Linked DNA regions of Homo sapiens: region 2 is linked to region 1. A link is a loop called in an ENCODE intact Hi-C map of the cell type or tissue named here. Cell type or tissue: gastrocnemius medialis. All regions are shown on one strand. Each heading gives the region's core, and the rest is flanking DNA. Links, peaks and the distances in the headings are about the cores only.

Region 1 (12,362 bases), core at 2,521-10,520:
GATTATTTTGATTGCTTTGCTAGGAAAGAAATCATTGCCATGGGTTAGTACAAAATGCACAGGGGATTTCCCTTTTCTAATTGGAGCCTCCTAATGTGAGTAGCTTTGAAAGCCATTTCTTGTATAAATACTGCATCATAATATTTCAGACTTGAAATGGACAGAGTATAAGAGTGCTTTGGACTGGGTGCAGTGGCTCACACCAGTAATCCCAGCACTTTGGGAGGCTAAGGCAGGAGGATTGCTTGAGTCCAGGAGTTTGAGACCAGCCTGGGCAACACAGGGAGACCTCATCTCCACAAAAAATAAACAAAATTAGCCAGGTGTGGTGGTGCATGCCTGTAGTCCTAGCTACTCAGGAGGCTGAGGTAGGAGGATCACTTGAGTCTCAAGGAGGTTAAGGCTGTAGTGAGCTGAGATCATGCCCCTTTTGTTGATGCACTCTAGCCTGGGCAACAGAGTGAGACCGTGCCTCAAAAAAAAAAAAAAAAAAAAAAAAAAGAGTGTTTTGGAAGTGAAAGATCTCTTTTACTCAAGTCAGCCCCAATTTTTTTTTTTTTTTTTTTTGAGACGGAGTCTCACTCTGTCGCCCAGGCTGGAGTGTAGTGGTGCAGCCCTGGCTCACTGCAACTTCTGACCTCCTGGGTCAAGGGATTCTCCTGCTTCAACCCCCTGAGTAGCTGGGATTACAGGCACCCACCACCATACCCAGCTGATTTTTGTATTTTTAGTAGAGACAGGGTTTCACTGTGTTACCCAGGCTGGTCTCAAACTCTTGACCTCAAGTGATCTGCCTGTCTCAGCCTCCCAAAGTGCTGGGATGACAGGTGTGAGCCACCATGCCGGGCCAAGCTCAAATGTTTAAGGAAGAAAATATCCAAGTTTAGAAGACCAAGTGACCTCTTAAATGCTTTGTACTGGTTATAGGTGAGAATGAATCATCCTAGTGAAACTGAAGGGACATCTTCAACCAACATCTGCCATTTGCTTCTTCTAGATGTTAACACAGTTACTTTTTTTGCCTCGATAGTGGCTATGCTAGAGAATTATGATCATTGATCCTGATGTTATACCTCCTCCCAAACAGAAAATAACATTTATGTCCATGACCTATTGACATTTCAACAAATCACTACGGTTTCAAAGGCAAAGGGAGCATCACTGTTTACTTGTGACCTCCAGGTAAGTTTACCCAAGATGAAATTTGGCTTTATGCTTTAATCAATACAGTCTTTCCTACATCATTCCTACCATTAGATGGGAAGAATGACACTGATGATCCATACCCAACAGAGACTCCAAAGATTATTTATTTATTTATTTTTTTCCTGAGATGGAGTCTTGTTCTGTCGCCCAGGCTAGAGTGTAGTGGCACGATCTCGGCTCACTGCAACCCCTGCCTCTCGGGCTCAAGTGATTCTCTTGCCTCAGCCTCCTGTGTAGCTGGGACTACAGGTGTGCACCACCACGTCCGGCTATTTTTTGTATTTTTTTAAATTAGAGATGGGGTTTCACCATGTTGGCCAGGCTAGTCTCGAACTCCTGACCTTAGGTGACCTTGGCCTCCCAAAGTGCTGGGATTACAGGCATGAGCCACTGCACCCGGCCCAAAGAGAATATTTAATTGTATTAGAGAAATTTCTCTGTTGGTGCATAGTGTGAAGTTGAAGCGTTTGCATTCCCTGTGCGTGGGTTAATGAGAATCTAATACTATTGGCAAGAGGCAGCTAACCGAGGACAAAAACTCTCGTCCTGGACAAACCATTGTTGGGAAAGCAAGACTGTAACAATATCATGAAGATAATTATAAGACATTAAATGGAGTCTTGTTCTAAACAGATCACTGAGGTCTTTGTCATTAGGGACTTTTCATTGTTCAGAAAAGATATCGCTCTTTATTTTTGCCAATTTATCATTCTTTTATTCTTCAGAATCTGCCTCACCCCTCTCTCTACTCAACTTACCATTTTTTAGCATTTATGTTCTACATTGACACTGCATCATTTTATGCTTAGGAATACTCTTTTCCTTGCTCTTTAAAGGCTTAAAAGTGGGCTTGATGTCACTGGCACATGGTCACCCTTAACCCAGCATGCATTGACAGCCAGGAGCAAGAAACATTTAAGAGCAAAAAGGAGGGAGGAGTTATATAGGGGAAGGACTGCCCCAGGATTTTCTCCTCTGAATTGTGAATGTCCATGTGATTTGCTGGTGCTGTGGTCTTTGGCTGGCAACCCTTCGGGAGGAAGTGTTCCTCAGTCACTTGTTTCTTAGCGCATCTTAGAGAATGGTGTTCTGCTCAGCTTTCCTGGCAGGATGACTGTGTTACAGGGAATTTTCAGAGTAGTAGCAATTTCAAGGTAGACAATCTCTAATTTAGTTATCACTCAGTTAGAGAGAGTCATTGTATTTTCATTTGCTCTGCATGTCTCCTCCCAGCACACAGAGACCGGTGAGGAGGTGTTACGGATGTGTGTGGCAGTAAAAAAGAAGCTGCAGCTCTATTTCTGGAAGGACAGGGAATTTCATGAATTGCAGGTAAGTCCACTGTTCCTTGGTCCATGGTTGGGTGGGAGCTGCTGCAGTGGCTCGGTTCTAGTGAAGTTCAGGACTCCAGTCTTGTCATTCTACGCAAATGAATACTCTGGTATGAAGTGCATGAGAGCTTGTTGATGCCTACTTGTAATATGATTCTACAGTGTTTTTATAGATTGGTTTATTTCAAAGTGGGTTTTCACCTTTTCCAAATGTACTTTGTCCAGTTCATGGACTTGTATTTTTATTAAGGGTAGTTTCCTGGCCTTGTGCCTGTAGAATTGTGCCCGATGAGGGTGAGGGTTGTTTTGCAGAATGGAGGTTGCAGAATAACAGGAAAGTCATGATTTTTTAAAAAAATATTTATTTCATTCAGATCCTTGCTCTCTTTTTTCAGGGGGACTTTAGTGTGCCAGATGTGCCCAAGTCCATGGCGTGGTGTGAAAATTCTATCTGTGTGGGTTTCAAGAGAGACTACTACCTAATAAGGGTAAAATCTTATTATTTTGCAAATATCATTAGTTTATCTTGGGGAAGATGATTATCTGCTCCAAACTCCAGGTCAAGCGACCACTTTAAGTAGAGCTTTTGGCATAACAGGATTTGTTATTTGTATGTGTAGTTATCATTCATGCTCAGCATTTTTCACAAATAGGATATCTTTGTAACTTAAGTCAGTCCAAGAGTCAACGCTCAGTTCTTTACGTAATGATGATCCACAGTGTGTATTTTACTATTGGGACAGATAATGAAGGCTGTTTGCCTCTGTCCAGTGGATCATCATGGACTGCTATCCTAAGGCTTCAGTGCTTAGGAATTTTAAACTAATTTTAGTATAAACTTAAGTATTTTTAAGACTTTGAGTTTCCTCTCCTGCCGTCAAATCTTTTTGTATGTTTGTACTAAAAGTGATTCTCACTATTTTTTTAAATTTCAAAAGCCACGTGTTTTTACACGTGTTTATTACAGAAAATATAGATAAGGAGATAAAGGAAGTGCAAATCAACCATAGTCCCCCCACTCAGAAATAGTCACTGCCAACTTCTTGGTATATGAACTTCCATCCTATTGGTAAAAATACTATGCTATACAATTGTTTTATGACCTGTGTTTTCTCTTAACGTAAGTTGTAAATATCCATGACGTTGTTTTTCTCCAATATGCATACTATATGTAGAAAAGATTGACACACTGTTCGTTTCATTGAATAATCTAAATCTCTTAGCTTCACACCCCTTGTAATTCAGACATGGCAATTCTAGAAGCCTCTCTCTCTACCTTCCACTGGGTGAGCTCTTCATTGGTTATTTTATTTTATTTGAGACAGGGTACCCCTCTGTCACCCAGGCGGGAGTGCAGTGGCAGGATCTTGGCTCACTGCAGCCTCCGTCTCCTGGGCTCAAGCAGTCCTCCCACCTCAGCCTCCCAGGTAGCCCAGATGCCTACCACCATGCTCAGCTAATTTTTGTATTTTTTTTTTTTTTGTATTTTTGTAGAGATGGGGTCACAATATGTTGCATAGGCTGGTCTTAAACTCCTGGGCTCAAGCAGCCCTCCTGCCTCAGCCTCCCAAAGTGCTGAGATTACAGCCACCATGCCTGGCCCCATTGTTATCTTGTTAATATATTTGTTCCATCTTTGTGTCATTTGAATATCCTGATTTTATCAGCATCAGAGTTGCAGACTCCTGGAGGAGTCACTGCTGTGCCACTGACTCAATAGCAAGTAGGCCTACAGATGGTGAGAGAGCGCACAAGGAATAAGGGAACTGAGCAAAAGCTGGACTTAAGGCTCTCAGTTCTCTGACTGCCTTGGATGCTGACATCACCTTCAGGGTGGGAAACCTTGCTTTAGGACCAGGCTATTCAGAAATTACTTATTTACATACAGTAAAATTTATTCTTTTTGGTGTACAGTTCTGTGTTTTGACAAATGCTTAGATTTATGTGACTAATGCCACAATCGAGATTCACAACACTACCATCACCCCCCAAAATTCCCTCATATTGAAGTCAGCCTCTCCTTCTGTTCCTAGACCTCTGGTAACCACTCATCTGTTCTTCATCTCCTATAGCTTTGCCTTTTCCAGAATGTCATATAAATTGAATGACACAATATGTAGGCTTTTGAGTCTGGCTTCTTTCACTTAGCAGAATGCACTGGAGATTTATCCATGTTGTTGTGTGTGTTAATAGTTTATTCTTTCTCATGGCTGAATAGTAGTCTATGGCAAGGTGTTTGTTTATCCATTCATCAGTTGATGGACAAAGTTGATTTTGGCCAGGCGCGGTGGCTCACACCTTTAATCCCAGCACTTTGGGAGGCCGTGGCGGGTGGATCACGAGGTCAGGAGATTGAGACCATCCTGGCTAACACGGTGAAACCCCATCTCTACTAAAAATACAAAAAAAAAAATTAGCCTGGCGTGGTGGCACACGCCTGTAGTTCCAGCTACTCAGGAGGCTGAGGCAGGAGGATTGTTTGAACCCAGGAGGCGGAGGTTGCAGTGAGCTGAGATTGTGCCACTGCACTCCAGCCTGGGCGACAGAGCAAGACTGTCTCCAAAAAAAAAAAAAAAAAAAGTTGTTTTCAATTTTTAGCAATTTTGAATAAGCATCTAAGACATTTGCATACAAGCGTTTGTGTAAACATACATTGGCATTCCTGGGCAAATGCCTGGGAATGGGATTGCTGGGGCATATGGTAAGTGTATCTTTAAGGGGCATATGGCAAGTGTATCTTAAACTTTGTAAGAAACCAACAAACAAAACAGCTGCACCATTTTGCATTCCCACCAGCAGTGAATGTGAGTTCTAGTTGCTCTGCATTCTTGCCAGCACCTGGCATTGTCAGTTGCCAGGCTAGATGCTTTCCTTTGCATTAGAGAACGGGTTTTACATTGTGATAACAACGGTTATTATAATAAACTCTGTAACATTTTCTTATGTCAAACAAGGAATATTATTGGCTTCTCTAGGTTTCGGGTTCTATCTGGATTTTTCCTGTGTTCTTACCTCTGGCTGGGGAATGCTAGGTGACTCACTCTGTTTCTTCCTATAGGTGGATGGAAAGGGGTCCATCAAAGAGCTCTTTCCAACAGGAAAACAGCTGGAGCCCTTAGTTGCACCTCTGGCAGATGGAAAAGTGGCTGTGGGCCAGGATGATCTCACCGTGGTACTCAATGAGGAAGGGATCTGCACACAGAAATGTGCCCTGAACTGGACGGACATACCAGTGGCCATGGGTGAGACCAACAGTAGCTGCTGTTTCCCACTTTGGGTTGAGGTTGTGTGCCATTCCTGCAGAACGGAGTCCCATTCGTAGCTTTAGCAGACTGGTTTACGTTGTGTCATTCACTTTCAGTTCCCCTTCTTATAAGTAGATGACATTTTAGGGTCATTAAAAATGGGATAGTCTAGTTCTTGCAAGAAGCTGAGTTTTACTCCAGAGGGGGAAAACATATAAACAGAAATGTTTATTTTAGGAAGTGATTATCTACTGCTATCTTTTACTTCTTAGTTTTTTTCTTCCTCCTTTTTTTAAGAGTTTTGATTGTGTCCTCTGCCAAATAGACTACATTTGGAAATTAGTGGAAATTCCTTGTGTATTCCTATAGTATGAGTAATTCCATATTGAAGGGTTTTTGATATAGTAATTCCATGTTGAAGGGTTTTTCTATTGTTGCTTTTTTTTTTTTTTTTTTTTTGTAGCTTAGAGGCACAGACAACATTTAGGTGATTTTGGTGTCAGCCTCTATTCTACGCATTAGGTGCTTCTGTTCTTATGCTTGCTTCAGGTTCCCAGCTCTCCACAATGGAATTGCCTGGAAGCATATAACCACTCTTGCCCCATTTTATTTTCAGTCGGAAGAGTGAGCATTACTAAAATAGTTACTGCTGTGAAGTGGGACGTACTGACATGCTTTCTGTCTTTAAAGACCCCTGTCTCTGGAGACAAGGGTTACAGTCTTGGATAAAGAGACAAAACAAGGCACTGCTTAAGGTGTTAAATTGGATGAGTTAAAATTCAGTAGTTCAGAGAAAGGGAAGTTTGTTGTTTAATTAGGAAGAAGTTTCATTACATAGGTAAGACTGAACTATGGACTAGGTCAGGCAGGGAGTTTGGAACCTGGCTTGAAGAAAAATTTCCATTCAATCTAGGCAGAAAGCCCAATAAATGAGTAGAAGTCCAAAGAAAGACATGCCGATTTGGGAGAGGGTATTACAGAGCCTGACTTGATACAGGTGGTCTGAATTACAGAGCAGTGAAATAGGGCCAGTTGGTAGATGTCCGTGAGAAGGTCTGGGAGGCCAGTAGATTCCTGAATGGTAGAATGTCTTGATAAAAGCATCATGTTCTGGCCGGGCACAGTGGCTCACGCCTGTAATCCTAGCACTTTGGGAGGCTGAGGCAGGCAGATTGCCTAAGCTCAGGAGTTCACAATCAGCCTGGGCAACATGGTGAAACCCCGTCTCAAACACGAAAAAAAAAAAAAACTAGCTGAGTGTGGCAGTGTGTGCCTGTGGTCCCAGCTACTTGGGAAGTTGAGGCAGGAGAACTGCTTGAAGGGAGGGGGAAGTTGCGGTGAGCCGAGATTGTGCCACTGCACTCCAGCGTGGGTGACAGAGCAAGACTCCCGCCTCAAAAAAAAAAACAAAAAACACATCATGTTCTAGGGTGATTGTTCTGGTTGTGGTTAGAGATAAGTAGACTAGAAGGAAGAGAAATCAAAAGGTCAGTATTTTAAAAGGCCCAGGATTATGGATAGTCACAAGTTTGAGGGGCTTATGGAGCTTTATGAGAGGCTTTCCCGATGTTCTAGGCGACCTTGTTTTCCCTTCAGAAGAGGAACTTTGGTAGATGAGTTTAAGAGGCATGTAAAAGTCAAGCGTGTTTCTGATTTCCCAGGATGAGAGTTCCTGTCTTCCAACCTTCGTTAGTGCCTGGGGCCTTCATCAGTGCTTCTCAAAACCATGTCTGTGTCTTACTGCTGAAGAAAGTTTTGAGGCACTTGCCCTGTGAGGTCTCCTTTGACCCACAGGCAGGATTAGTCACTTCTTGGTGCTTCCCTAACCCTTTCAGGTATCTCTGTCACAGCAACTTGTCACACGTGAGCGATCTGTCTCCTCTGTTCCTGTAGGAGCTCTGTGAGGTCTGGATGCATGTCTTGATCCACTTTGAGTCCTTACTACATAGTACAGTGCCTGAAACATCAGAGCGTGTAAGAAAATGCTTGCTGAATAATTGCATCATTATCCTGGTCAGTCATTATTTATATGCCTGCTGTACACCAGCCAGTCTCCCAACTTTTGGAGATATAAAGAGATCCAGACCATCTCTATTGTCAACAAAAGATATGACAACCAAAGGGGTTTCTGTTATAGATTACCTTTTTAATTAAATGAGAACGTATTCAAGTGGGACAGATTTTAAAAGGAGAAAGAAATTTTACATATGTTATACAAGTTAGCACTAAAGAAAATTGTACTAACTTTTCAAAATGAGGCCAGCATAAAAATAAAATAAAAAATTCAATATAAAACAATATGCTTTTAATTTCATTTTTCTGGTAAGATGAAAAATATCAGTATAATAGCAGTAGCGTTCAAAATGATAGAAATATAACTTAGTTCTCAAGTTACTCATTTCTGAGTTCCCTCATAGCTTTGAAATTTTATTGTACTATTCATTGATAGTATAAATTGCAAATATAATAGGAAAAACTTTTTATCAGAAAATGGATAATTAAACTAGTGCAGCGACTCATGCCTGTAATCCCAGCACATTGGGAGGCTGAGGCAGGAGGACTGCTTGAGCCCAGGAGTTTGAGACCAGCCTGGGCAACATAGTGAGACCCTGTCTCTACAAAAAATACATTTAAGAAATTAGCTGGGCATCGTGCTGTACGCATATATTCCCAGGACTTGGGTGGCTGAGGTGGGAGGATTGCTTGAGCCTGGGAGATGGAGGCGGCAGTAAGCCGTGATCACACCACTCACTGCATTCCAGCCGGGCCTATAGAGAGAGACTCTGTCTCAAAAAAAAAAAAGGATAATTAGAAATATTAGCAAATTAGACACACTAAGAAATTATTTTTATGAATATATATTTTGAAGTTAAATTTCTATGTGGTAATTATGCATCTAGTGGTTTGCTTTTTACTAATTTTTTTACTTTTAAAAACATTTTTATTTTTAAATGTAAAAAACACATAACATACAATTTACCACCTGAACCATTTTTAAGTGTACAGTTAAGTGGTATTACGTATGTTAACATTGTGGTACAATAGATCTTCAGAACTTTTTTATGTTGCAAAACTGAAACTCTATACCCATTAACAACTCCTCAGTTCTTCTCCCTCCAGTCCCTGAAGCCACCATTCTCCTTTCTGCTTCTATGAATTTGACATCTTCTAGATACCTCATATAAGGGAAATCATACAGTATTTGTCTTTCTGTGACTGCCTTGTTTAATTTAGCATAATGTCCTCAAGGTTCATGCCTTCCTTTTTAAGGCTGAACCTTAAAAAGGTAATATATATTCCACTTAAAAAGGTAATAAAATAATTACTTAAAAAAGTAATAATATTCCACTGTGTGTATATACCACATTTTGTTTATCCATCCGTTCGTGGATACTTGGGTTACTTTCACCATTGGCTGCTGTGAATAATGCTGCTACGAACATGTGTGTGCAAATATCTCCTTGAAATCCTGATTTTCAACTGTTTTGAATATGTACCCAGAAATGAGATTCCTGGACCATATGGTGATTCTATTTTTAATTTTCTGAGGAACCACCATACTGTTTTCCATAGCGGCCGCACCATTTTACAGTCCCACCAACAGTGCGCAAGGGTTCCAATTTTTCCATATTCTTGTCAACACTTGTTATTTTCATTTTTTTAATAGTAGCCATCCTAAAGGCGTATGAGGTGATATCTCACTGTAGTTCTTTACGGATTCTTGATATAGCACAGAATATAGTCATAGAAAATATTTCTATTATCTCTAAGTTAGTGAAATTATGTTTCATATAGTATACAAACAATAAATTTATCTTACAGTTCAGTGTAAGGTAAAGCAGATCCTTATTCAGTCTTGTTCTGAGATTTGTGTTTTTAAAGATATGTTTTGTGTTGCTTATTTTCTAAATTCCCTCCATTTATGTTAAATCTCCTTCACCATACAACTTCTCAAATATTGGAAGACTTGATTTGCAATGATTTTATGGTTTTGTCAGTCTGCTTTTTGCATGCTGACTTCTTTAGCACTGTGTGGAATTGTTCTGCTTCATCCAGCATTTTAAGCTTTGGACTGTCACATGCTTGTCAAAAAGTACAGAAAAATATAGTGGATATATTAAAAGTTATTTTCAAAAGAGAGAGGAAGAGTGAAGAAAAGGAGTATAACCCAATAATTTGTACTGGATCAGAAGGGTAAATTTGGGGTCATGGATAGATGAATGAAAGGTTTTTTTTTAGATATAATAGAGGAAAACAATTTTAAGACTCGACAGCAAGTATCAAATAGAAATGCCTTCACTGAGAAGTCCATCCAGCCACCTTCTCTGTGTACCATTAAGCCATGTCTTAGTTCATTTGTGCAGCTATAACAGAATACCACAGACTAGGTAATTTATAAAAACCAGAAATTTGTTTCCTCACAGTTTTGGAGACTTGGAAGTCCCAGATCAGGGTGCCGGCATCTGGTGTCTGGTAAGGGCCTTCTTGATGCTCCTTCACATGGTGGAAGGAGAAGGGTAAGAGAAAGATGAGCTCTGCATTCTCACATGGCAGAAGAGAGAGAACCCACTCCACAAGCCCTTTTTATAGTGCATTAATCTATTGATGAGGCTGGAGCCTCACCACCTAAACACCTCCCATTAGGCCCCACCTCCCAACACTTTTGCACTGAGGATTAAGTGTCCAATGCATAAGTTGGGGAGGGAATAAAAATAGCCAAACCATAGCAGCCATCAGGTGGAGCATCACACCTTTTCTCTGTGAAAATCTCTAGCAGAAACAACATTGGCTAGAAATGTGGAACTCTTCCCTTAGAGTAATTTTAGGGAAAACAGAATTTGCCTTCCCCCTACCTTTCTTTTTTATTTCTTTTTTTTTTATTTTTTATTTTATTTATTTATTTATTTATTTATTTATTTATTTATTTATTTATTTATTGAGATGGAGTCTTGCTCTGTCGCCCAGGCTGGAGTGCAGTGGTGCATCTCGGCTCACTGCAAGCTCCGTCTTCCAGGTTCACGCCATTCTCCTGCCTCAGCCTCCCGAGTAGCTGGGACTACAGGCGCCTGCCACCACGCCCGGCTAATTTTTTTGTATTTTTTTTTTTTAGTAGAGACAGGGTTTCACCATGTTAGCCAGGATGGTCTCGATCTCCTGACCTCGTGATCCACCTGCCTCAGCCTCCCAAAGTGCTAGGATTACAGGCGTGAGCCACTGCACCCGGCCTTTCCCCCTCCCGCCACTTTTCTAAGAGAATGAAAGAAGAGGTTCTGTTACCTGGTTCTCCCACTGATGCATTGTTATGGGCAGCTGCAACTGGCCTTTGTCTGGCCTGGCTTTGTGACTGATGAAAAAGGAGCAAGTGAAACTTTTATCCAGTTCTTTGGGGAATAAGGCAGGAGTGGGATCAGGTGACTGTCAGCACAGCTGATGTGTCTTTTTTGTGCAAGAGATTTCTCTGATCATAACTCAAGCAAAGCAATTTTTTTTTATTTTTCTTTTTTTTAGAGTCAGGATCTCACTCTGTCACCCATGCTGGAGTGCAGTGGTGCAGTTATGGCTCATTGCAGCCTCAAACTCCTGGGCTTAAATGATCTTCCCACCTCAGCCTCCTGAGTAGCTGGGACTACAGGTGTGCACCACCACACCTGACTAATTTTTTAATAAATGTTTTTGTTGAGGCAGTGTCTCACTAAGATGCCTAGGTCGGTCTCAAACTTCCGGCCTACGTGACCTTCCCACCTCAACCTCTCAAGTTGCTGGGATTACAGGCCAATTTTTTTTTTCTTTCTTTCTGAATCACAGTGTAAGATCCTGGCTTGATATTTGACTAGGGGACTTTTTGGAGATCCATTTAAATGTATCTTAGAATGGGCAGCTGAAACACTCCATAAACCCAAAGCCTTAGACCGGAACAACTGCTGTGTATGTTCTCTTTCACAGAGCACCAGCCTCCCTACATCATTGCAGTGTTGCCTCGATATGTTGAGATCCGAACATTTGAACCGAGGCTTCTGGTCCAAAGCATTGAATTGCAAAGGCCCCGTTTCATTACCTCAGGAGGGTAAGGAATTTCTTTTTTTGCTATGGCTGTATATTATCCCAAAGTTGTAAAGTCACCTGTGTCATCACAAAGCCTGTGATCTTTTGCTAATATTCTTACTCTTGCTTCCAGATCAAACATTATCTATGTGGCCAGCAATCATTTTGTTTGGAGACTCATCCCTGTCCCCATGGCAACCCAAATCCAACAACTTCTCCAGGACAAGCAGTTTGAATTGGCTCTGCAGCTCGCAGTAAGTCTTGTTCCTGACTAGTCTTCCTTCCTTATTGTTCTTGAAAGTAGGTGATTTGGGTTTCAATGTTCATATTTATTTTGGGTTAGTAGAATAAGCACATAGCTGAAAGTCCAGGGCCTTGAATACTAGGTCTGACTCCACCGTAAAATATCTATGTAACTCTAAGTGAGTTTACTTTTTCACTTTATCTGTCAAATGTAGAATGAATATCAATTCTAGTAATAGTACCTTGTAGAATTAAGGTGAGAGTCCGGGAGCAGTGGCTCACGCCTGTAATCCCA
Region 2 (12,362 bases), core at 2,150-10,149, 58 kb after region 1:
TGATTTGAAACATGATGTCCCCTCCAAAATTCATGTTGAAAGTTAGTTCCCAGTGCAACAGTATTAACAGATGGGGACTTTGAGAGGTGATTAGACCATGAGGCCTCCACCCTCATGAATGGGGATTAGTGATCTTACAGAAGGGATTCAGGAGGCAAGTTTGCCCTTTCTGACCCATCTGCCAAGTGAGGACACAGTGTTCTTCCTTCTGGAGGATAAAGCCATAGGATGCCACATGGGAAGCAGACAGCAGCCCTCACCACGCAACCCACTGACACCTTGAGAAATACATTTCTGTTCTGTATAAATCACCCAGGCTACAGTGTTCTATTAGAGCAGCACAAACCGAAGACAGGAGCCTTGCTGTCATTCTCCAACCACCTGCAGACTTGTATGTTTACCCCAGTGTACCACATCGATGCCTTCACTTTCCAGGAGTGCCTTCACATGGAAACAGGTGGGAAGTACAGGCTTAAGGGACTGCCAGCCCATCCTCAGCCATACATTTTTGGATCACTTGCTATGATCAACAGCTACAAGGCTACACACTTCATACAAACCCCCTTCTCTGTCCTCACCACACTGACAAGAGGCTCCCCAGATGCACCTGCAGGGTTCACACTTAGTAGAAGCCCGCTGTTGATCCAGGCTTTGGTGCCTCCTCATTGCCCCTGCTCCTGATCTGTGTCTTCCTCTGAGTGAGAGCTGTTGCAGGCAGGCTGCCTTCTCAAGTCTCCCTTGGGGTCCCATATCCTGGCTACAGAGGGGGCCTACATGTCACCAGGGTCACTATCCTGGGTTTCTCATCTTATTTCCCAGACTGAACCTGGCTACTGAAGTCTTGACCTTGGGCATCTAGACCTGAGCTGGGTCTAGACAAGCAGTTCCCGACTGGAGCTCTCAGAGGAGGCTTGCTGTGGGAACCAGCTGACCCTGGGGAATTGGAAATGAGAGGCATTTGGGGCCCCAGGGGTAGAGATTGCCTTTCATTGAGTGCCGTTACAGCCAGGGATTTGCCACCACAGCCTGTGTCATCCTGAGCTTCTAGTGTTTCCTGCTAGGTGTCCCAGAGGACTTTATCCATTAGCAGATGGAAGTGCCCTACTATAGGCTGGAGGAGCTCAAGGCTGCAGGAATGGGGTAGGTGGGCAAAAGAGCAGCTAGGGAGCAGCCTGGGCGTCCAGGACTGTTCTGGAACCTGCTCACTGGGGGGTCTGAGGCATGGAGGAAGCTACTTCCTTATGGTGCAGGGCTCTCAGCTCTGTCTGTAGTTCCACGGCCCTTCTCCGATGCTCCCCATCCCAAACCTTCTTACTACCAATGGGTCCTAGTTTACCAACCAGAGAGGGGGTCAGCAATCTGAGGCTGCTCTTCCTGCAGAGGATCCCAAGTCACAGTCATCCTAGAGGCTCCTTCCCTGGCGCCCTTTATCACAAGCCTAGTGAGTGGCTTCTGCAGAGCTGGTGAAGCCACTGGGGGATTCCTTCCTGGTGAGTTCAGCACGAGTGGAAATAGAGTTGCAGGGAGCCCTGGGAGAAGGTTGAGCTAAGCTGGAAGGGACGTCAGAGGCTAGCTAGGTCAAGTCTCTCATTTTAGGATGAAGAGTAATGTCCCCTTTCATTTCTGATGTTGCTCGCTTGTGTTTTCTCTCTGCTTGATCAGTCTAGCGAAGAGATTTCTCAATTTTATTAAATATTCAAGAAGAGCTAACTTTTGCTTTTGTTTATTCATTATTTTCCCATTTTCTATTTAAATAAATTTTGTTCTTTTTTACTTCCTTCTAATTACTTTGAGTTTAATTTGCTCTTTGTCTAGCTTCTTAAGACAGAAGCTGACCATTTCAACTCAGTGGTTTCCTTTCTTAAAAAGCAGCTTTATTGATGTATAATTGACGTACAAAGAACTGCACATGTTTAATATGTAAAATTTGATGAGTTTGGACGTAGGCAAACACCTGTGATACTATCACCACAATCAAGTCAACACAGTCAACACCTAAAAAAGTTCCTGGTGTTCTTTTGTTTTTGTTTCTGCTTTGTTTTGTTTTTGTTTCCGCTTTGTTTTATTTTTGTTTCTGCTTTGTTTTGTCTTTGTGGTAAGAACACTTAAGGTGAGATCTGCCCTCTAACAAATTCTGAATTCTACAATACCATGTTGTTAACTGTAATACTATGTTGTACAGCAGATCTCCAGAACTTAATTGTCTAGCAAAAGTGAAACTTTATACCCATTGAACAACAATTCCTCATTTCTCTCACACCTAAACTCTGGCAACTACTATGGTACTCTCTGCTTCTATGAGTCTGACTCTTAAAAAATAAATTCCATGAGTCTGACTCTAAAAAATACTGTCATAAAGACAGGCGTATAGACCAATGGAACAAAATAGAGAGCCCAGAAGTAAACATATGTATATGTGGTCAATTGATCTTTGACGAAGGTACCAAGAATATGCAATGAGACAGAGAGGAAATATAGTCTCTTCAAACAAATGTGCTGGGAAAATTGGATATCCACATGCCAAAAAAAGAGAAAATGAAAATGAAGTTAGAACACTACTTTACGCTGTACACAAAAATTAAATGAATTGAAGACTTAAATGTTAGACATGAAACTGTAAAACTCCTAAAAGAAACTATAGGGGAAATTTTCTTGACATTGGCATTGGTAATAATTTATTGGATATGACTCTAAAAGCACAGGGAACAAACCTGAAAATAGATAAATAGGACTACATCAAACCAAAAAACTTCTGCATACCAAGGAAGCAATTAACAGAATGTAAAGGCAACCTACAGAATGGGAGAAAGCATTTGTAAATCATATATCTGATAAGGGTTAATTTCTAAAATATATAAGGAAATCCTGCAACTCAATAGCAAAAAACAAAAACAACAAAAATAACCTGATTTTAAACTGAGTAAAGGACTTGAACGAAATCTCTGCAAAGAAGACATGTGAAATGGCTAACAGATATATGAAAATATGCTCAACATCATTAATTATCAGCCTGTCCCCTCCCCTCCCCTCTTCTCCCCTCCTATCTCTCCCTCTCTTCCTCTCTTCCTCCCTCCCTCCCTCCCTCTCTCTCTCCCTCCCTCTCTCTCTCCCTCTCTCCCCCCGCCGCCCCTCGACAGGGTCTTGCTCTGTCGTTCAGGCTAGAGTGCAGTGGCATGATCTTGGCTTACTGCAGCCTTGACTTCCTGAGCTAAAGTGATCCACCTCAGCCTCCTGGGTAGCTGGGACTAGAGGTGTGCGCCACCACGCCCAGCTAAATTTTTATATATATATAGAGAGAGAGAGATATAGATATTTGTGTGTGTGTGTGTGGAGATAGGGTTTCACCATGTTGTCCTGGATGGTCTCAGACTCCTGGGCTCAAGCTATCTGATGACCTTGGCCTCCCAAAATGCTAGGATTACAGGCATGAGCCACCACACCCAGCCCAGGTTATTTTCTAACATATGCATTTAGAGCTATACACTTCCTTCAAGCACTGTTTAATCTTACACCAGTCAACATGGCTATTCTTAAAAACTCAAAAAATAACAGATGATGGTGAGGTTGTGGAGAAAAGGGAATGCTTATACACTGTTGGTGGGAGTGCAAATTTATTCAGCCCCGGTGGAAAGCAGTTTGGAGATTTCTCAAAGGAGTAAAAATAGAATTACCATTTAACCCAGCAATCCTATTACTGGATATATACCTGAAGGAAAATAAATTGTTCTGCCAAAAAGACACCTGCACTTTTATGTTTATCACAGCACTATTCACAATAGCAAAGACATGGAATCAACCCAGGTGCCCATCAATGGTGGATTGGGTAAAGAAAAATGTGGCACATATACGCTATGGAATACTACACAGCAATAAAAAAGAATGAAATCATGTCCTTTGCAGCAACTTGGATGCAGCTGGAGGCCATTATCCTTAGCAAATTAACACAAACGGAAAGCCAAACACTGCATGTTCTTACTCATAAGTGGGAGCTAAACATTAGATATGCATGAACACAAAGACAGGAACAATAAACACTAGGAATTCCAAAAGCAGGGAGAAAGGAAGGGGGCAAGGGTTGAACAACTACCTATTCAATACTTGTGAAATGGGAAAAGTTCCCTTATCCCCCTGCAGGGCGTGCGATGGGGGTGTGGCTCGCTGCTCAAATCTCTAGGGGAGCATACAGACAGGTTGTGGGGTTCCGACCACATGGCAGTGTCTAGGGGGTGAATGTTTACAGCTGAAGCCCCAGTGGGCGTGTGTTATGGTGTGCTCTTTCAGTTTTGCCATCTTTAGGTGGCTTGTGTCTTCTTCCATGGCTGAGTTCCTCTCAACATCCAGCTGCTTGGCCCGCTAGTGTCTCAGGGTATTTATAGGCACAGGATGGGAGTGTGGCAGGCCAGGGTGGTCTTGGGAAACACAACATTTGAGCACAAAATGGGGATGGAGCCCTCGCCAGGGACCCCGCCCTTCTCTAACCAGAACTTCCCTGTCCCATCCCATATCATTTGGGCGAAGTACTTGGGTTAGAAGCCCAAACCTCAGCATCATGCAATATACCCATGTAACAAACCTATACGTATACCTCCTGAATCTAAAATAAATAAATGGGCTGGATGCAGTGGTTCATGCCTGTAATCCCAGCACTTAGGGAGGCTGACACACAAGAATTGCTTGAACCCGGGAGGCGCAGGTTAGGAGTTCAAGACCAGCCTGGCCAACATGGTGAAACCCGGTCTTACTAAAAATACAAAAAATTAGCTGGGCATGGTGGCACGTGCTTGTAATCCCAGTTACTCAGGAGGCTGAGGCAGGAGAATAACTTGAACCCAGGAGGCAGAAGTTGCAGTGAGTCAAGATTGCACCACTGCACTCCAGCCTGGGTGACAGAGCGAGACTCCATCTCAAAATAAATAAATAAATAAATATAATAAAATAAGTAAGTAGAGGCCGGGTGTGGTGGCTCGTGCCTGTAATCCCAGAACTTTGGGAGGCTGAGCTGGGCTGATGGCCTGAGCTTAGGAGTTCAAGACCAGGCTGGCCACCATGGCGAAACCCCGTCTCTACTAAAATACAAAAAATCAGCTGGGTGTGGTCGCAGGTGCCTGATGGCCAGCTACTCAGGAGGCTGAGGCACAAGAATTGCTTGAACCTGGGGAGGCAGAGGTTTCAGTGAGCCGAGATTGTGCCACTGCACTCTAGCCTGGGTGACAAAGCAAAACTCTGTCTCAAAAAATAATAATAATAAAAATAAGTATATATTTATTACATTGGGGGAAATTGATGTCATAAAGTCATCAATTTCCCCCAATGTAATTCAATTAAAAATAACTATTTTTTTAAGCTAGGGAAGTTAATTGTAAAGTTTATATGAACAGATAAACTTGCAGGAGCCAGGCACGGTGGCTCACACCTATAATCCTAGTACTTTGGGAGGCTGGGGCAGGAGGATCGCTTGAGGCCAGGAGTTTGAGATCAGCCTGGGCAATATAGTGAGACCCCATCTCTTGAAAAAGCAATAATTATGGTGTGAATGGGGGGCAGGGGATGAGCCTTATCAAACATTAAAACATGATAAAGGCCTTATAATTAAAATTATATGCTGCTGACACATAACCAACAGAACAGAATACACAGTATAAAAATAGATGGCAATACATATGAACATTTAGTGTAAACTATACATGATAAGTCACTGAAGAAGAAAATGACTTTTAAATAAGGACATTGTGATAACCAGATAGTTATTTGTAAAATAAAATAAAATTGGATTCACATGCTCCATACCATGTACTAGAAAAACTCCAAGTGAACAAGCAATTATGGCAAGGTTGCAGGACACAAGTTTAATATCTAAAAGTCTATCACTTTCCTATATACCAGCAATGAATGAGTGGAATTTGAAATTAAAAAACACAATACTATTTAGCATCCCCACAAATGAATACTTAGGTATAAAGCTAAAAAATATGCACAACATCTATATGAGGAAAACTATAAAACCACAATGAAAGAAATTTAAAGAACTAAGTAAATGGAGAGATATTCCATATTCATAGTTAGGAAGATGCAATATTGTCAAGATGTCAGTTCTCCACAACTTGATCTATAGTTTTAATGCACTTCCAATCAAAATCCCAGCAAGCTATTTTGTGGATACTGACAAACTGATTCGAAAGTTTGTATGGGGAGGCAAGAAACCCCGAGTAGCCAAAACTACATTAAAGAAGAACAAAGTTGGTAGACTGACACTATCTAACTTAAAGACTAACTATAAAGCTATGATAATCAAGACAATGTGATATTGGTGACAGAAGTTAAGGGGGAGGAAGGGATGAAGACACAGCACAGAGACAAATAGATCAATGGAACAGAATGACAGCCCAGAAATAGACTTACATAAATATACGATCTTTGACAATGGAGCAAAGGCAATACAATAAAGCCGAGTCTTTTCAACAAATGATGCTGGGGCAGCTGGACATCCACATGCAAAAAAAAAAAAAAAATAATGGCTAGACACAGACCTTATACTCTTCACAAAAATTATCTCAAAATGGATAAGAGACTTAAATGTAAAATGTAAAACTATAGAACTCTTAGAAGATAACGGGAGAAAATCTAGATGACTTAGGGTTTTGCAATGACTTTTTGGATACAATACCAAAGGCAACATCCATGAAAGAAATAATTGATAAGCTGGATTTTATTAAAATAAAACATTTCTTGGCCAGGCGTGGTGGTGCACACCTGTAATTCTAGCACTTTGGGAGGCTGAGGCGGGTGGATCACCTGAGGTCAGGAGTTTGAGACCAGCCTGGCCAACATGGTGAAACCGCATCTCTACTAAAAATACAAAATTAGCTGGGCATGGTGGCGCATGCCTCTGATCCCAGCTACTTGGGAGGCTGAGGCAGGAGAATTGCTTGAACCCGGGAGGCAGAGGTTGCAGTGGGCCGAGATTGTGCCACTGCACTCCAGCCTGGGCAATAGAGTGAGACTTTGTCTCAAAAAACAAAAAACAAAAAAAACATTTCTGCTCCTCAAATGACACTGCCAAGAGAATGAGAAGAGAAGCCACAGACTGGAAGAAAATATTTGCAAAAGACATATCTAATAAAGGACTGTTATCCAAAATACAAAGTACTCTTAACACTTGATAAAAAGAAAACAACCCTATTAAAAAATGGGCCAAAGACCTTAACAGACACCTCACCAAAGAAGAAATACAGATGACAGGTACGCATATGAAAAGATGCTCCGTATCATACATCATCAGGGAAATGCAAATTAAAGGAACAATGAAATAGTACTACACATCTATGAGAATGACTAGATCCAGAACACTAACGACACCAAATGCTGGCGAAGACATGGAGCAACAGGAACTTCCACTCATTAATGGTGGGAATGCAAAATGATTCAGTCACTTTGGATACAAATCTGAAGGTTTCTTAAAAAACGAAACATATTCTCCATTTCATTTTGGAATATTTACCCAAAAGAGTTGAAAACTTATCTCTTTACAAAGACTGCACATGAATGTCTATAGCAGCTTTAGCTATAATTGCTAAACCTTAGAAGACACCAAGCTGTCCTTCAGTGAGTGAATTGATGAGCAAGCTGGGGTACATCCAGACAATGGAATATGATTCAGCACTAAAAAGAAATAAGCATTCAAGCCTTGAAAAGACATGGAGGAAACTTAATGTGTATTACTACGTGAAAGAAGCCAGTCTGAAAAGAGTACAGAGTATGATTTCAATTGTATGACATTCTGAAAAAGGAAAAACTAAACGACAGTAAAAAAAAAAATCAGTGATTGCCAAGCGTTAGGTGGGAGGGAGGGATGAAGAGGCAGAGCACAGAAGCTTTTGAGGGTAGTGAATCTACTCTATATGACACTGTAGTGCTGGTTACATGTGGTTACATGTGTCTGAATCCAGAAAATGCAACATTTCTATGTTTCCAAGCATGAAGCCTGGCTTGTTCCCAACCTTGAGACCTCAGCTTACTAGATGGGTGGAAGCCTTCTGTGACCTGCTCTTAATCTCCTCTCTCCTTGGAGGCAGGGAAGCCAATTACACCTTTGTGACTTTTCCTCACCCTATTCTCTGTACTACATGATGTTCAAGGTGAAAGACTTTTACGACCACTTGTTGCACCTGTGCGGCCACAGCGCCATGCTGCAGACCTTGAGGACTTCCCTGATGCACTGGGTCCTGGGATGAGGGGTGGAGGGAAGTCTCCAGAGACCCTTATCTGACCCAGAACCCCCAGGACCCTGAGGGCTACACTCTGTCCCTGCAAAGGCTGGGGATTTAACCCAACCTGCAAGTGGGCATAGCCACAGCCCTCCCTGGGCTGGAGTTTCCCAGCTCTCCTAGGCTTGGGCCACGTCTGCAGCTTGTCTCCCTGCCCAGGGAGCCACATCCCACCTAAAGCTCTCCTTTACATTTATGGCTTCAGAGAAGCCAACAATAAACTCCTCCCCAGACCTATATAGAATACTGGTTCAACCAAACAAAGCATTCACACTAATTATGTTTATGCACAAGCAGGATGAATTTGAAGTGCAGGCCAGAGGAGCCAGCCTAGGGAGTGGGGGCAGGAAGAGGCAGGGATTGCTTAATCTGAGGGGCGACTTCAGGTACAGAGAGGAACATGAACCATCAGGCATCATAGCATGTCCCAAGGACACTCACTTCCTGTTTCCCATTCAAGCTCCATGATCTAAGAATTTCATGTCAACCTGGAACTGCGGCTGCCCTCACCCAGGTGGTGCACAACACAGATTTGGGACAGATCCTCTCAGGACCCTCCCTCTAAGAAAGCCCAGCATTAGGGAAGGGGCCTGTGTTAGTTCAGGTGCTCTAAAGTGGCCAAGATGGGATTATTTGTGCCAGAGACTTGTTAAAGTAAACACCTGTGAATGAGGAAGGAAAGGGGCAGGAGAGCCTTCAGATTGTAATACCATTTGGACACCTATGAAAGGAGACAGGGAAGGAAGGGGCGATGGAAGGAAGGGCCTCAGACTCAGTTCTAAGAAAATTCCAGCCCGGCTGATGGGAGTCCTGGAGCCATAGTTGCCCATTAGAGGGGTCCCATATCCCACAGGAATGGGCAGACACTAGTGCCCCACCACGTTCTGTCTTTGGCTAGGAGTAACTCAAGAAAGCGTGGCCTTGGTGTGAACGCAGTGATAGCTCCAGAGGGTGGCCAGGGACTGGTGGTCACTATAAGCCTGCAGCAGGTTCTTTTGAAGGAGGTCTGATTTTCATGCTTGCCACAGGGTCTTCGGTGTTTCCCATTTCTTTCTGTCTTCTGCATTTATTTTGGGTTTTCTCTCTGTGTTCCCTATTTTATCACAAACTCTTGTTTTTAATAATATTGTTATATAGCCTCTGTTGAATACTTGTTTTGTGTCAAACATTTTACATATGTGTTTTCCTTTATCCTCACAATTCTGTGAGGGAGGTAATATTATTCATGTTTTATAGATGTAGAGACTGAGGCTCAGAGAATTGTTATTTATCCAAGAACATTAAAGTCAAAAGTGACAAAGCCATACCTTGAACTCAAACTCAGGGCTTTTTTTTTTTTTTTAATTCCAACACCCAAAGAATTAGCCACCATACTACCGTATGCCTTTGAGCACTTGGCTTTTTTTTTTCGCATCTTGTGTTTTAGGCATGAATGTGGAGAAAGTAAGGGGCCTGAGTTCAACAACAACAACAAAAAGTCTTTGCATTTGGGAAACTTCCAATGAAGCCAGATACAGGGCTGACAGGAGTGCCTTCAGCCTCCAGAGTGAGCTGGGCTGAGCCCCAGGGATAATATGTGTGTGTGTGTGTGTGTGTGTGTGTGTGTATCTGTGTGTATCTACCCTGATCTGACTGGCTGCTGTTACACCCAGGCCCTGAAACCCTGAGGGCCCCCTCAGCTCCACCCTGATCTGGGTGAGGACAGGCTTCCAGTGTGGATTGCACAAGGTACTTCTTGCAACCTGTGGACCCCTCCAGGGCCAGGCCCAGAGCCAGCCGGCAGAGCTCAAGCTCAGGACTAGGGCAGGGAGGTCCAGCAGGCTGTTAGTCACCAGTACCAGGGCTGGCCTGTCACTTGGCCTATTCTGCCCAGTCTGCAGTGCAGCTGAGCCCTTTCGGGAGTAGGCACAAAGGGTGAGCATCTTTATGCTAATGACAGTGCTGACCACTCGCAGAAGGACTGAACAACCAGATGAGTGGGATGGATCGTCCAGTGGTTGTCAATCAGCCCTGTCCTCAGCCATCTTAATGTTTGTGCTCCCAAATGGAGCAGAGATGGAGGCAGTACAGGGGTCCAATAGCATAGGATCCCCATTCCAAGACTGACCTAGCTACTGACACTGCTGATTGTCGAACCTGCCAGCTGCAAAGACTGACACCGAGTCTGCAATAAGGCACCCAGGAGCTCAACTGACCGCTGATGGCAAGCTGATTATACAGGACCCCTTCTGTCCTGAAAAGGACAATTCATACTTACTGAAATGGACACACATTCTGTATGTGGATTACCTTTCCGGCTTCCTGCACCTCAGCAAGCACGACAATCCAACGACTTACACAATGTCTAATCTACATATGACTGTGCATAACAGCAACTTAGAGTAAGGGAGGCAGTGTGGTGCATATCACATCAACCACCAACTATTGCCCAATAGAGTGGCGAGATGGCCTCCTGAAGATGCATGGAGGAGCTAGTTTGGGGATAGTGTGCTATCTTCAGGATGCAATACACATCTGAAGCCAATGGCCATTGCATGTGCATTTGTCCCCACTAGGTAGAATGGATGGTCCAGGGTCCAAGCGGTAGAAGTAGGAGTGGCTCTGCTCATCACTATTCTAAGTGACCCACCTGGGGAATTTATGCTTCTCTTCACAGAAACTTTAGACTCTGTGGGTCTAGAGCTCCTGGTTCCTGGGGGCAGGAGCGGGAAATGCTTCTATTGGAGGACGCCATAGGAGTCCCAATAATCTTACAGCTATGGCTGCAGCCTGGCCACTTTGGCCTCCTCATGCTGGTAGATCAGCAGGCAAAGGAAGGGGTTACAGCTCCAGCAGGGGTAATTGATCTGATCATCAGGAAGACACAGAGCTGCTGCTATACAGTGGGATGATGGGGGCAGGGAGGAATATGTTTGGCACTCAGGTGATCCTGGGTTTGCTTTTTTCTATGTGAAATTTTGCATGTAAAAATGGGTAAATATAGCAACCATGGTCTGAGTAAAGCATAACTTGAGCTTCAGACTCCTCTGAGATAAAGGTCTGGAACACCCCTCCTGAGAGCCACAGAGAGCAGCAGGAGTGCTCGCTGAGAGGCAAGAGAACCTAGAGTGGGTGGTGGAGGAGGAAGATGATGAGTATCAGTGACAGATTGAGACAAACTGTGGTGGTGTGGGCTGTAGTTCATTCCACTAACTCTTCTCCTGTAAATGTTCCCACAAATTGTGACCAGCCAGAATCCTGGAAAAGCTGTGCCTAGATTGAATGAAGTTAATATGGGAAGCAATTGGATCTCAGTGGTTTGGGAGGTGGACTGTAGTATATGCTGTTGGTGGCCTGCACAGCTTCCTTTGACCAGCCTGGCTGCTGAGAGGGTTGGTTGCTAATGGCCCTCAGCTAACCCCTTCTCCAAAGATCTGTGCTTGGCTGAATGAGAGTCCCACACCTGCTTTATCACTCAGGGTTCTTCAGAGAGACAATATCAATGAGAGAGGGAGAGAATTGGCTCATGCAACTGTGGGCTCTGACAAGTCTGCAATTTGTAGGGCAGGCTGGCAGGCTGGAAACCCAGGCAAGAGTTGCAGTCTTTAAGGCAGAATTCCTCCTTTTCTGAGAAACCTCAGTTTTTGCTCCTAATGCTTTTCAACTGATTAAACGAGGCCGACCCACATTACTGAGGGTAATGCCCTTTACTTAAAGTCAACTTATTGTAAATTAGTCACATCTACAAAATACCTTCATAGCAATATCTATGCTAGTGTTTGACTGAACTGCTGGGCATCATAGCCTAGCCAAGGAAGCACATGCAATGAACCATCGCACCTGAGAGGTTAAGTTCTCACTCATACCCGTAACCCTGAGGCCGTCAGCAGTCAATCCCCGACAGACAGAGGGGCTCAGAAGGCCAGGCCCCTTGCTCCAAAGTGGGACCACCTCTTGCAATTTGTGCTGCAGAGGTCCCCGTGGGACCAGACTGAAGCGAGGCTGCAGCTGAGACCACGTGTTTGTTTAGCTATTTTTCCTCCCTGCTTCCCTCTCTCCCTGTCTCCTGGGAGTATTCTCCCTGTACAACAAGTGTCCCCAGTCCCTGCCTCAGGCTCT

Evidence for each region. Peaks named below come from ENCODE experiments on the same cell type or tissue, not always from the same donor. Only the 100,000 strongest peaks of a DNase experiment are listed, where the experiment ranks them.
Region 2: it touches region 1 in a loop (4-fold over the local background); 1 of 110 quality-filtered maps calls a loop at or near these places.

The regions. Positions count from the first base shown.
Region 1 is chr15:42,177,934-42,190,295 of GRCh38, reverse strand. It overlaps VPS39 (VPS39 subunit of HOPS complex), which reads left to right. Exons shown (of 25, transcript NM_015289.5): 5 at 1,088-1,182; 6 at 2,440-2,538; 7 at 2,933-3,025; 8 at 5,596-5,779; 9 at 11,726-11,846; 10 at 11,958-12,078. Among named protein-coding and RNA genes, the nearest start is that of MIR627, 16 kb to the left of the region's middle. In gastrocnemius medialis, for the core only: no CTCF peak of the experiment used is centred there; a DNase peak (open chromatin) is centred at 5,775.
Region 2 is chr15:42,119,511-42,131,872 of GRCh38, reverse strand. No RefSeq gene overlaps it. Among named protein-coding and RNA genes, the nearest start is that of PLA2G4F, 31 kb to the left of the region's middle. In gastrocnemius medialis, for the core only: no CTCF peak of the experiment used is centred there; no DNase peak of the experiment used is centred there.